Regions from separate parts of the Homo sapiens genome. Here all the other regions are linked to region 1. The links are chromatin contacts, found by Hi-C or POLR2A ChIA-PET in ENCODE. All regions are on one chromosome and are shown on one strand. Each heading gives the region's core, a stretch centred on a gene start or an enhancer-like site at or near the end of the contact. The rest is flanking DNA. Distances are from core to core; before and after follow the strand shown. Region 1 holds the start of HIPK2 (homeodomain interacting protein kinase 2). Region 2 overlaps KIAA1549. Region 3 holds the start of SLC37A3 (solute carrier family 37 member 3).

Evidence for each region. A loop is a pair of places that touch in the nucleus more often than their neighbours do. ChIA-PET counts read pairs that join two places held with the same protein, here RNA polymerase II (POLR2A). Pooled maps may share reads with other maps.
Region 2: a pooled map shows a loop between it and region 1 (6-fold over the local background). The contact joins the enhancer-like site here to the promoter of HIPK2 in region 1. A Hi-C loop is called at or near these places in 4 of 50 pooled maps. POLR2A ChIA-PET finds 5 or more read pairs at or near these places in 2 of 52 experiments (Panc1 and activated T-cell).
Region 3: a loop to region 1 is called in a map of CD8-positive, alpha-beta T cell, with 7 times the contacts of the local background. The contact joins the promoter of SLC37A3 here to the promoter of HIPK2 in region 1. A Hi-C loop is called at or near these places in 2 of 168 maps with a recorded cell type or tissue (CD4-positive, alpha-beta T cell and CD8-positive, alpha-beta T cell), 1 of 37 single-sample maps with no recorded cell type and 8 of 50 pooled maps. POLR2A ChIA-PET finds 5 or more read pairs at or near these places in 2 of 52 experiments (GM12878 and IMR-90).

What each region holds. Positions count from the first base shown.
Region 1 is chr7:139,776,748-139,780,547 of GRCh38, reverse strand. It overlaps HIPK2 (homeodomain interacting protein kinase 2), which reads left to right and starts at 2,550. Exons shown (of 15, transcript NM_022740.5): 1 at 2,550-2,943. The coding sequence starts at 2,925. It also overlaps a transcript of TBXAS1 not described here. RefSeq lists silencers at 2,205-2,434, 2,865-2,954.
Region 2 is chr7:138,874,291-138,878,090 of GRCh38, reverse strand. All of the region lies in intron 12 of KIAA1549, which reads left to right. It also overlaps the pseudogene RNU6-1272P. Among named protein-coding and RNA genes, the nearest start is that of ATP6V0A4, 78 kb to the right of the region's middle. Within about 2 kb of position 2,055, at least 3 of the 41 ENCODE cell types and tissues checked have a DNase peak (open chromatin) inside an H3K27ac peak, as active enhancers do.
Region 3 is chr7:140,397,280-140,401,079 of GRCh38, reverse strand. It overlaps SLC37A3 (solute carrier family 37 member 3), which reads left to right and starts at 2,550. Exons shown (of 15, transcript NM_207113.3): 1 at 2,550-2,664. RefSeq lists silencers at 2,403-2,632, 2,743-3,012.

The DNA of each region.
Region 1 (3,800 bases), core at 1,301-3,800:
ACAAGGGAGCATGCAACAAATTGCAGCTATCATCCATTCAACAAATATGTGTGCAGTACTCACCATGCGTTAGGCAATGCAGTTATTGGACATACAATCCAAAACAAGAAAAACATGGTTTCTGTCCTTACTGAGCTTACAGTCTAGAGACACCTTGTCCAAAATGGTAGCCACTAACCACCCATGGTTATTAAAATTAAAAATTCAGTTCCTCAGTCATACTAGCCACATTTCATGTGCTCCACAGACATAAGTAGCTACACTGCCATTATGGCAGCAAGTTCTAATGGCCAGCACTAGAAAGGGGCAGAGAGACATGCATGTAGGGTATGTATTAACAGGGAGTTACATACCTGTGTGGTGAAGGCTATGATAGAGATTTACAGATGCAAAAGGAGAACATTACTATTGTTCTCCTTCTCATAATCAAAATACAGACACTGAGGCTCAGAGAGGTTAAGCATTTTGACCAAGATCACATAGTTAAGTGGAAGAGCTAGGATTTGAACCTAGGTCTGACTTACTCCCACGCTATCTCGGGCTGTTTTGTGGAGGAGGTGAGCCAGGCACAGGTAGAATCTGCTTAAAGAGAGAAGATGGAGAAGGTACCCCTCTGGGAAAGTGGGTGGGAAAGTGACCGCTTGGGCAAAGGCACAGTGACAGAGATGGGTGAAGCTGGCACTGGGCTACAAGTAAACCAGTTTGGCTAGAGAAGCAGTGACTTGCTGAACTCATGTCCTTAGAAAGCTAAGTCAGGACTCGCCTGCCTTGATGAAAAGCCAAGGCACTCAGCCCCACCTGCAGAGGTTGAGTCCTTAGAGGATGTTAGCCAGGAGCGTGGCATGGCCAGAACCACGTATTATGAAGATGGCAATATTTAGGATGACCTGGGCCAAGACTAAAGTTAAAGATTGCAGGGAGGATAGAAGGGAAGGAGATAAATGACCGGTGTGGAGCAAAAAACACTAGAGTGGGAGCCACGAGACCTATTCCTAAGCTTCAATACTGTGTGACATTGGGCAACAGATTTTACTTCTCTGGACTCCATTTCTTCAACTCTAAAAGGGCAGGGCTGGCCCAGATGACCTCTGAGGTCCTTTTAGCAACAGTAGTCTAGGATTCTGCAAACGTGAATGGCATTAGGTTAAGAGAAGGGATAGGAAGTGTAGCATTGATTATGGGGGCAAGGAAGACCGCAGAGTACAAGATCACACAGAGGAAGGTGTCGTGATGTACCACTAAAAAAGTGTGAAAGAGCTTGCCTTTTTTGGGAAGGACTGAAGGATGGGAACGGAGGATGGAGACCGGAAAGGATAAGAAGTAGTGAGAAAATCACGAGGTTGTTTTTAAGAAAGTTATACAGTGTTAGAGATCATTATTTTACACAGATAGCTTTTCAACTTTTTTAAACCCACGATTCACAGACGGAAATAAAATTGACATCATGGTCCAGTACACTTGTCCAGTACCTATAATCGAAACAAAAGGTTTATGAAACAATAGTTGCCCTTACTAAGGGCAATGGACTCTAATATTTTCTATTGGATTCCATTTCGTTCTTTTTGAAAGCTGGTTGCCTTCCGCTGCATTTATTTTATGATCTATTACTGTGTCACGACCCACAGTTTTAAAAACAGTGCCTAAGAGGAGACTCAACAAGTCTTCCTAAGTTGGAGGGGATGGCAGGGCATCCTATCCAAGCATCCGGGAGGCAGCTGGAGAAGCAAACCTGGAGAGGCTCCCGGCTGGGGAGAGTCTGGAGAGTGTTTAGCGGAAGCCCTGATAGGAGAGAGCGCTGAGAAAAGCGAGGACCCAGAGAGTTGTGAGCTCCCATTCAAGTGATGGAGTGGCGGCCCTCGGGACAGTGTAGACGCGAGGAGGAGAAGATCAGGGTGGCGTGGAAGCCAGACTCCGGCAGGAACCCAGCGACCACCCCGGGGGCTGCATTTCCGCGGCGTGCACGGCAGGGCTTCGGTGCCTCTGACCTCGTGTGGCTTTCCGAAGCTCCTCCACTCACCCGCCCTCCTCCGGAGCACGGCGCGCGCCCACTCCTTCATTCATTCATTCCACTCCTACCTCCGCGAGCGCCAACCGGCTGTGAGATGGGCGAGCCACTTTGCCAGCGTGGGGCTCTCTTTCGGGTCGGTTCCCTCCCCGCCAGCACACGCGCGAACCCTCGCACCTGGGCACACACGCGCGCGCGTGCACACACACACACAAAGTTCTGGGGGCCCCTCTGCAGACCGGCTCGGCTGCGCTGGGCTCGGAGCCGTGCGCCCGCCGGGTCCAGGCCGGCCCTCTCACCCACTACCCGGGGCCCGCCCTGCGCCCAGTCCCCCCGCGCTGCGCGGCAGCCCCTCCCAGCGCGGTCCCCTCGGGCCGCCGGCGCGGCTCTGCCCTTCGGTTCGGCCTTCCCCGCCTCGCATCCGTGCCATCGGCGCTCGATTGCGCGCGGACTCCCTGTGGCTCTCCCGGCCCCGCGCCCCGCCCCCGCCCCCGCCCGCCGCCCCCCTCCGCCAGCAACTTTTGCGGAGCCCCCGCGCCCAGCCATGCTGAGCTGAGCCCCGCCGGCCCTGGCCGCGCGCTGCCCCCGGCTCCCGCCCCTCCGCGGATCCGCTCGGGGGCCGCGGCCGCTCGGCGCCTCGGCCTCGGCCGCTCCGCCCGCCCGGCCGCCCCGAGCCCCGAGCCCCGAGCCCCCCGCGCCGGGCCCGGGCGGCAGCGGCGGCGGCGGCGGCGGCGGCGCGCCCGGCCCCCTCCCCCGGCGCCGGCCACGGGAGGCGGTGATGCGGGCGCGGGCGGCCTCGGCTGCGCCGAGAGCGGAGACACAGGCTCAAGATGGCAGATTCCGACTGAGGCTGGGGGGGCCGAGCTCGCGCGCCGCTTTCCCGTCCCCGTTGCCATGAACCGCGGACACCCCGGCCCCGATGGCCCCCGTGTACGAAGGTAAGGGGCGCCCGGCCCCGCCGACCCCGCGCCCGCCGCCCTCCGCGGCCCCCGCAGCTTTGTTCTGCCCGCGGCCCCGCGCCCGCAGCCCCCGGCGCCTGCCCCAGCCCCCACCCGGGGCCCGAGGGGGCCGCGACCCCCTCCCTCGCCCGGAAGATGACCGGGACCCGGCGCCGGCAGGGTCTTGCTTCCAGGGCGGGGAGAGGGGCCGGGGGCGCAGGAGGGGAGGGGGCGTGTGCGAGGGTGGGCGGCTGCCCGGGGAGGGCAGGGACGCCGGGGAAGGCGGACCGGTGACTGTGCTTTTTATTTATTTGCGATAAATGAAGGTGATGCGGCTTAGCTTCCACCGCCCCCCCACATTACCTTTCGGAGCACCTCCTTTCCACTTCGCTCTCCGCCCCGCGCCCCTTCCCATTTCTTTCCGCGCCCACCCCACGCTCCTTTATTCTCCGCGAGCCTCCGATTTTGGGGGGGCTGTGGAATCGGAATGCACGGGGCTAGGTGGGGAGAGAGGAGAGAGATGAAAAGTCCATGTCAGAGCCAGGCAGAACAATGAAATAGGCGAAAATCTCCCCTCATTAGCGTGTGGAAGGGGACGTGGACTTTGGGTTTTCCAGCCGGGGGAGCGGCGGAGACGTTTTTCTGGCTCGGTCTGGGTCGATCTGTGTTGTGCACCTTCACCTGGCATCGGGGTATTTTTCCCCATTTGACTGCCTTTAGCAAGAAAGAAAAGAACGCAAGGCAGAAAAGCAGTAGGTCTGCCTCGCACACTGTCTTTCGTTTCTCTTCAGTCCGTTCTGTCAGCTTCCAGCCAGAAAGCAACCCAGAATCAACTAAGTTTTTACACTTCGATGTGT
Region 2 (3,800 bases), core at 806-3,305, 900 kb after region 1:
CTTAAAAATTATTTAGCACCATGGTAACCGATACTGTTTCAGATAGACAGGATTAGAATCTCGTTTTGATCCTTGGAAAGAAATATTTGGGGGGGCGTGGAAAGAGCTCTGGATTTTTCCAAGTTCTGTTCATTGCTTATCTGAGAAAACCTTACTTTCAGTGCCTGCATTTAATGCCTTCTGATGGTATTACAGCCAGTATATTCTATAAGAATAACAAAAATCAAACACCACTCTCAACATAGGCTCAGAATCCAGGTAGTAAGCATCACAGCTCTGGGACCGAGAGCTTGAATGTGAAGGAAAGAAGCGAATTAGATGATTTTGTGAATATTAGAAGCTCAGATGCTGCTGTTACAATTTGAAGAGATAGCAGAATCTGTACATTATTTTCATGTTGTAGAAAGATAGTTTTCTCACTATAAATATCAATTTACTTTTAGAACTTTACTTCTTGAAAGGTGCCATTAGATAGCTTTAATGCTGCTGTGTAGGTATTTTATTGCTTGCATAGAAAATTAAATATCCTATTTTAAAATATTCTGAGTTTTTCTCCTAGCTTTCAGTTATTTTATTTTTTAAAATTTTTTGCTTTTTGAGACAGAGTCTCTTCCTGTTGCCTAGGCTGTAGGGCAGTGGTGCTATCTTGGCTCACTGCAACCTCTGCCTCCCAGGCTCAAACGATTCTCATGACTCAGCCTCCCGAGTAGCTGGGATTACAGACGTATACCACCACACCTGGCCAATTTTTGTATTTTTAGTAGAAATGGGGTTTTGCCATGTTGGCCAGGCTGGTCTTGAACTCCTGGCCTTATGTGATCTGCCCACCTCGGCCTCCCAAAGTGCTGGGATTACAGGCGTGAGCCACCATGTTCGGCCTGTTTTATAATTCACATAAAAATATTTCTTTTGTTGAAAGTCGTAATGAAGTAAAAATTAATGGAGGTGGGGAGCGGGGAGGGAGGCTGCTTGAGATCCATTATGGAGCCCTCTTCCATGTTGCCATGGGACCAGCGTTCCCTCTCACTCCTGCGGGTGGTACAGCTACCGGCTCTCTTTAGGCTTCTTGGCAAGGCTGTTGACGACTGTCCCAGGTCATGTGGCATATTAAGGACCCACCTTGCAATGGAAGCTGAGAGAACACTGTTGTTTCAGTTTTGGTAAATTGGAGGTTGTGCTTTATTCCTTTTCCAGCTGACTGTTTTTGGAAGGTGACTAGGCCCTGACACATACCCTCATGGCCATCCATGAACCCTTAAGAGATTATTTACTCAGATGTCACTGTGTTCCCAGCTATTCTAGCTTTAAAATAACTCAAATCATAACCACTGGATCCCCTTAGTGAAGATGTGAAGGGAGAGATGAGGCAGGAGATGGGCTGCCATTGCTGCGTCTGTGCATAATTGTAGTTTTTCTCTCGCTCCCCTTTATCATCAGGAATATACCAAGTAGGTAAGGATTGCAAAATACTCAGCATTCTTTTATGCTCTCCTTAGATTGCATGTGTGCAAGTGTGTGATTTTTAAGTAGTTAAAACTTCATTTGAATTCCACAAATTCCAAATTCTAGAATTTCATGTGCAAACCAAGCTGACACTGACTTTTGCATGTGCTAAGGAGCTTGCAGTGCTCGCTTCAGCAGCATATAGACTAAAATTGAAAGGCAACAAAGAAGATGAGCGTGGCCCCTGTGCAAGGATGACATGCATATTGGGGAAGCATTCCATATTTTAAAAAAATTAAAAGAGTTTGCAAAATAGTTTAAATGAGATTGAGTACATATAACAATGAAGTTTTTCAAGTAATTTTGGAGTACTGTACCATTTATAAAATGATTGAGATCATAAAGTAGAATTCTTATCTTTTCATGAAGGCAGATTCCTAGAGACCTTTTCAAGGTAAAATTTTATAAACATAGTGGAGATGACTGTAGTCATTGAGTCATCCGTTTAGCAAATGCTTGCTAAGTGCCTGTGGTCAGGTGCTGGTGATATACAATGAAGATGAGATAAATGTGATTGCTGTCTCACAGGATGTTAACGTGGGTTGCGCACATTAGTAAAGATGTGGTTTTCCAGCCTGGGCTACGTAGCGAGACTCTGACTCTACAAAAAAAAAAACAGAAAAAATTAGCCAGGCCTGGTGGTGTGTGCCTGTGGTCCCAGCTACTGAAGAGGCTGAGGTGGGAGGATCGCTTGAGCCTGGGAGGTCGAGGCTGCAGTGATCTGTGATTGCATCACCACACTCCAGTCTGGGTGACAGAGCGAGACCCTGTCTCGGGGGACAAAAAAAGTGGTTTGACTGTGTTTACTTGTAGATAATGAAATAATATTTCTTTAAAAATGCTCTCTTGCTTTGTCATTTTAGTAATTCAGGCTGAACTATTCTCTTTCATTCTGCTTTGTTGACATTATCCTGTTCTATACAATCCCATATGCTGTAATTTTTTATTTTTTATTTTTTTGCTTACCCAGTCTCGAGTGCAGTGGCACAATCACAGCTCACTGCAGCCTTGACCTCCTGGGCTCAAGCAGTCCTCTCACCTCAGCCTCCTGAGTAGCTGGGACTACAGGAGCATACCACGCCCAGCTAACTTTTTATTTACTTTTTGTAGAGACGAGGTCTTGCCATGTTGCCCAGGCTGGTTTTGAACTCCTGGGCTCAAGCGATCCTCCTGCCTTAGCCTTCCAAAGTGCTGGGATTATAGGCATGAGCCACTATGCCCAGCGTTTTTCTTTCTTTTTAAGATTTTTATTTGTATTTTAACTGATGGTAAGAAAACATATAAATTTATGGTGTACAACATGATGTGTTTTTTGCTTTTATTATTTTTAGTTGATACATAATACTTGCAAATATTTATGGGGGACATTGTGATATTTCCATGTATGAATATACTGTGTGATGATCAAATCAGGGTAATTAGCATATCTGTCACCACAGACAAAGTTATCATTACTTTGCCTTGGGAACATTCAAAATATGCTCTTCAAGCTAATTGAAAATATGCAATAAATTATTAGAGTTACCCTACAGTGCCTACAGGTGCTCAACCCATTCCTCCTCTCTAGCTGTGCACTTTTATTTTTATTTTTTTGAGACACGGTCTCACTCTGTTGCCCAGGCTGGGGTGCAGTGGTGCAGTCATGGCTCACTGCAGCCTTGACCTTCCAGGCACAGGTGATCATCTCTTCTCAGCCTCCCGAGTAGCTGGGCCTACAGGTGTACACCACCACGCCGGGTTATTTTTTGTAGAGATGGGGTTACGCCATGTTGCCTAGGCTGGTCTAGAACTCCTGGGCTCAAGTTACCCTCCCGCCTCAGCCTATCAAAGTGCTGGGATTACAGGCGAGAGCCACCATGTCCAGCCTCTAGTTGTGCTTTTGTATCTGTTAACCAGCTTTTGTCTATGTCCCTCCTCTTCCCTTCCCAGCCTCAAGTAACCTCTAGTCTACTCTCCACTTCTAGATCAACTTTCCAGCTTCCACATATGAGTGAGAACAGTGCAGTGTTTATCCTTCTGTGCCTGGCCTATTTTACTTAATGTCATCCAAGCTCAGCCATATTGCTGCAAATGGCAGGATTTCCTTCTTTCTTGTGGCTAAATGATGATGTTTTGATATGTGTATGCATTGTGAAATGGCTAAATCAAGCTATTTAACATATACATTACCTCACATACTTATTTTTTGTGATAACACTTAAAATCTACTCTCTTACCTGTTTTCAAGTATACAATATATTGTTATTGATTATAGTTACCATGAGGTACAATAGGTATCTTGACTCTATAGTAAAATT
Region 3 (3,800 bases), core at 1,301-3,800, 620 kb before region 1:
CCAAGGTCACTATAAATACAAAGAGCATAGCTTGGGCTACAGGAAAGAAGGCATTCATATGTATAAATGTGTGTGTATATATACACTGTTTTTTCTTTTTTAAGAGACTGGGTCTCCCTCTGTCACCCAGGCTGGAGCACAGTGGTACGATCATAGCTCACTGCAGCCTCCAAAGGTGCGGCTGAAGTGATCCTCCTACCTCAACCTCCCTAGTAGCTGGGATTAAAGATACACACCACCACATGGCTAAGAAGGCATTCTAGCCCTGAGTGGTGGTGACACAGGTTATATACTTGAAGTATACACACACACATATATATGTATACACCCATATGTAAATATAACACAAAAAACTATGTATTTCACTCTATGTATATATATTTACCATTTTAACCGTTTTTAAGTGTACAATTCAATGGCATTAAATACATTGTTGTGCAACCAACATCACCATCCATCTCCAGGACTTTTTTGGCATCCCAAACGGAAACTCCATAGCCATTAAACAACAATTTCTCATTTCCCCTTCCCTCCAGCCATGGGCAACCACCATGCTACTTTCTGACTCTATGAATTTCACTACTCTGGCTACCTCATATAAGTGGAACTGTACTGTACTGGTCCTTTTATGTCTGACTTATTTCACTTAGCATAATGTTTTTGAAGGTTCGTCTATGTTGTAGTATGTGTCAGAATTTGCTACCTTTTTTAGGCTGAAAAATAAACGATTCACAATATATTTTTAAAAATAAAAGTAACATATTTGGCTCATTTATTTTTGCTCACCCTGACATCATATTTCTCCTTGGATGCCTAGAGACAAAACTACCACTGTATAAGGGCTAGAAACAAAACTACCACTGTATAAGGGCAAATAAAAATGAAAAATAACAGGCTTAATTCCTCTGCTGAAAATAAAGAGACTTCTCAGCCTTCTCTCTGTTCCTTCAAAATTTCTTTCTCTGTCCTTTTCGAATGTACACAAATCTTTATAACGGCGAAATGAGCCTCTTGCCAGTATCACAACTCAGAAATGTATCCTCAAGGACTTGGGGGTCATCTTTTTGAAATTCAGACGTGAGTTAGTGCCTGTATCTTCCAGTTCCTACATGAGGGTAAGAGACTAAATTAGTGGGTATGGGCGCCTTGCTCCAATTTGTAAAACTACCTCCTGCTATAAAGATATGCGAACTTTGGCCGGCTGCGGTGGCTCACACCTGTAATGCTAGAACTTTGGGAGGCCAAGGAGGGCAGATCACGAGGTCAGGAGATCGAGACCATCCTGGCTAACACGGTGAAACCCCGTCTCTACTAAAAATACAAAAAAATTAGCCAGGCGTGGTGGCGGGCGCCTGTAGTCCCAGCTATTCGGGAGGCTGAGGCAGGAGAATCCCTTGAACCCGGGAGGCGGAGCTTGCAGTGAGCTGAGATCACGCCACTGCACTCCAGCCTGGGTAACAGAGCAAGACTCCGTCTCAAAAACAAAAAACAAACAAACAAAAAGATATGCGAAGTTTAAAAAACGAACAACAACAACAAAAAGTTATGCGAAGTTTGTTTTGCTTCTGGATAAAGCCAACATGAGTGGTCTCCCCAATTACTACTATTAAGTAAGGAGGAACTATGTTTGACAAAAGGTGTTGTCAAGTTCTGTTATTTGAAGACTAGTGATTGTTTATCTTGAGAACAGGTATGTAATGGTTGTTGTGGAGATTTTCTGGATTAAGAGAAGTTTTTTTTCTTTAAAATTCGAACAAGTGTCTGTATTTTTTCCCTTTATTTAAGAAACGGTGGCGGCGGTGGTGGTGGTGGATGGGGGGCGGCTCTCACTACCTTGCCCAGGCTGGTCTCAAACTCTTGTTCTCAAATGATGCTCCTACTTCGGCCTCCCAAAGTGTTAGGATTACAGGTGTGAGACACTTGTGTTGGATTTTTTTTTTTTGGAGGCAGGGTCTCGTTCTGTTGCCCAGGCTGGTGCAGTGGAGCAATCACAGCTGCCAGCCTCAAACTTTTGGGCTCAAGCGATCCTCGCACCTCGGTCGCCCCAGTAGCAGGGACCACAGGCACATGCCACTACTCCTGGCTAATTTTAACATTTTTTGTAGAGATGGGGTCTGGCTATGTTGCTAAGGCTGGTCTTGAACTACTGGGTTCAAGTGATCCTCCCTTCTCGACCTCCTAAAGTGTTGGATTACAGGCGTGAGCCCACTGTGCCCGGCCTGCATTTAATTAGACACCTAAAATTTAGGCCGGTCAGTAGCACACTTAGCAGCACGTTACTTTTTATAAAAACAAAGACCGAATACCGCTTTTTTGAAAAAAAAAAAAAAAAAAAAAAAAAAAGGATGCACCAGTTCTCCCCATATCATTTCTTCTCTCTACCTCTCGTCTTTTGCAGCTAACATTACTGGCCAGGTCCGCAGCAGCAGAGTTCTGTGGGCTCCCAGCCTCCGCCCTCCTCGCCCTCCTCCGCGCCGGCAGGTGAGGCCGCGTGGCGGGACTACAACTCCCAGCGTGCCCCGCGACGGGAGGGTCACGTGGGCGTCCGGAAACCCTGGTCGCACCGCCAGGGGTGAGCTGGCGGCGGGGGAGGCGGGCAGCGGAGCCAAGCTGACCCGGCGAGCGGAGCCGGGGCTGGAGAGCGGCGACCACTGCGGATCTCGGGTGCGCAAGCGGTGATGCGTGGGGCCGAAGACCTGCTGGGGCGGGGGCGGGTCCAATCCGAGGGGCTTCCCGGGTCGGGAGGGCGGTGGGGAGATGTAGGTGGCGGCCCCCCTTGGGTGGGGCGCCCAGGCAGGGTCGGCCGCTCGCCCCCTCCTTCTCCTCCCTGGGCCCGGGCCTGGGGTCCCGGCCGTCACGGGGAGGCTGCGATGGGGTGGATGGGGAGGAGAAGGACCCCCGGGGGACCCTGCGGCCCGGCCCCGATCCATGCGGCAGAGGCTTTTGTGCTCCTCGCCCGCCTGTCCTCCGGCCGTGGGTCTGGGAGATTCTGACTTGATCAGAAAAGGGCTTGTCGTTCGGACCAGGGGAGAGGGGATGCTTTTCAGGTAGGTGGGGAAGGAAGCTCTTTGGAAAGGATGTATAGAGGTCAGAGAAGAAGCGTGGTCTCAGTGAGTGACTGGTTTTGTTTTCTGGTAACTAGCATGAACTCAGTCAAGGAATTTGGTCAAATTATTCGTCATTCCCTCCTTATTCTTCGCAGGGTGTGTTCTGTTTATTCTCAGTTTTGACAGGAGATAATGGGAATGTGTCCCCGGAGTTTTTAGTGTTTTTTTGAAATGTAAGATGGTAGGCTATCTCGTGGTAACTCTTACTGAAAAGTTTATAGTTTATAGGGAGGAGTGGTTCCTGGGGTGAGCAAAATCATTCAGTTGTTATCTTTTTGTCCACCGGTTTATTTCTACCTTTACACAAATTTATACATACATAAATATATATAACAGTTGTTGAAGGGAATGTCTTCAGTGCTTTGGTGCTTAAATGATTTCTTTTCAGTTTGTTTGATGTTTCTTGGATACTAGGCTCTATACTAAGAACTCCATATAAATTATCTCATTTAATTAATACATGAGGAAATTGAGCTTCGGGTTGGGCGCGGTGTCTCATGCCTGTAATCCCAGCACTTTGGGAGGCCGAGGCCTGTGGATTCCTTGAGGTCAGGAGTTCAAGACCAGCCTGGCCAACATGGTGAAACCCCGTCTCTACTAAAAATACAAAGATTAGCTGGGCGTCGTGGCGCATGCCTGTAATCCCAGCTACTCGGGAGGCTGAGGCAGGAGAATCGCTTGAACCTGGGAGGC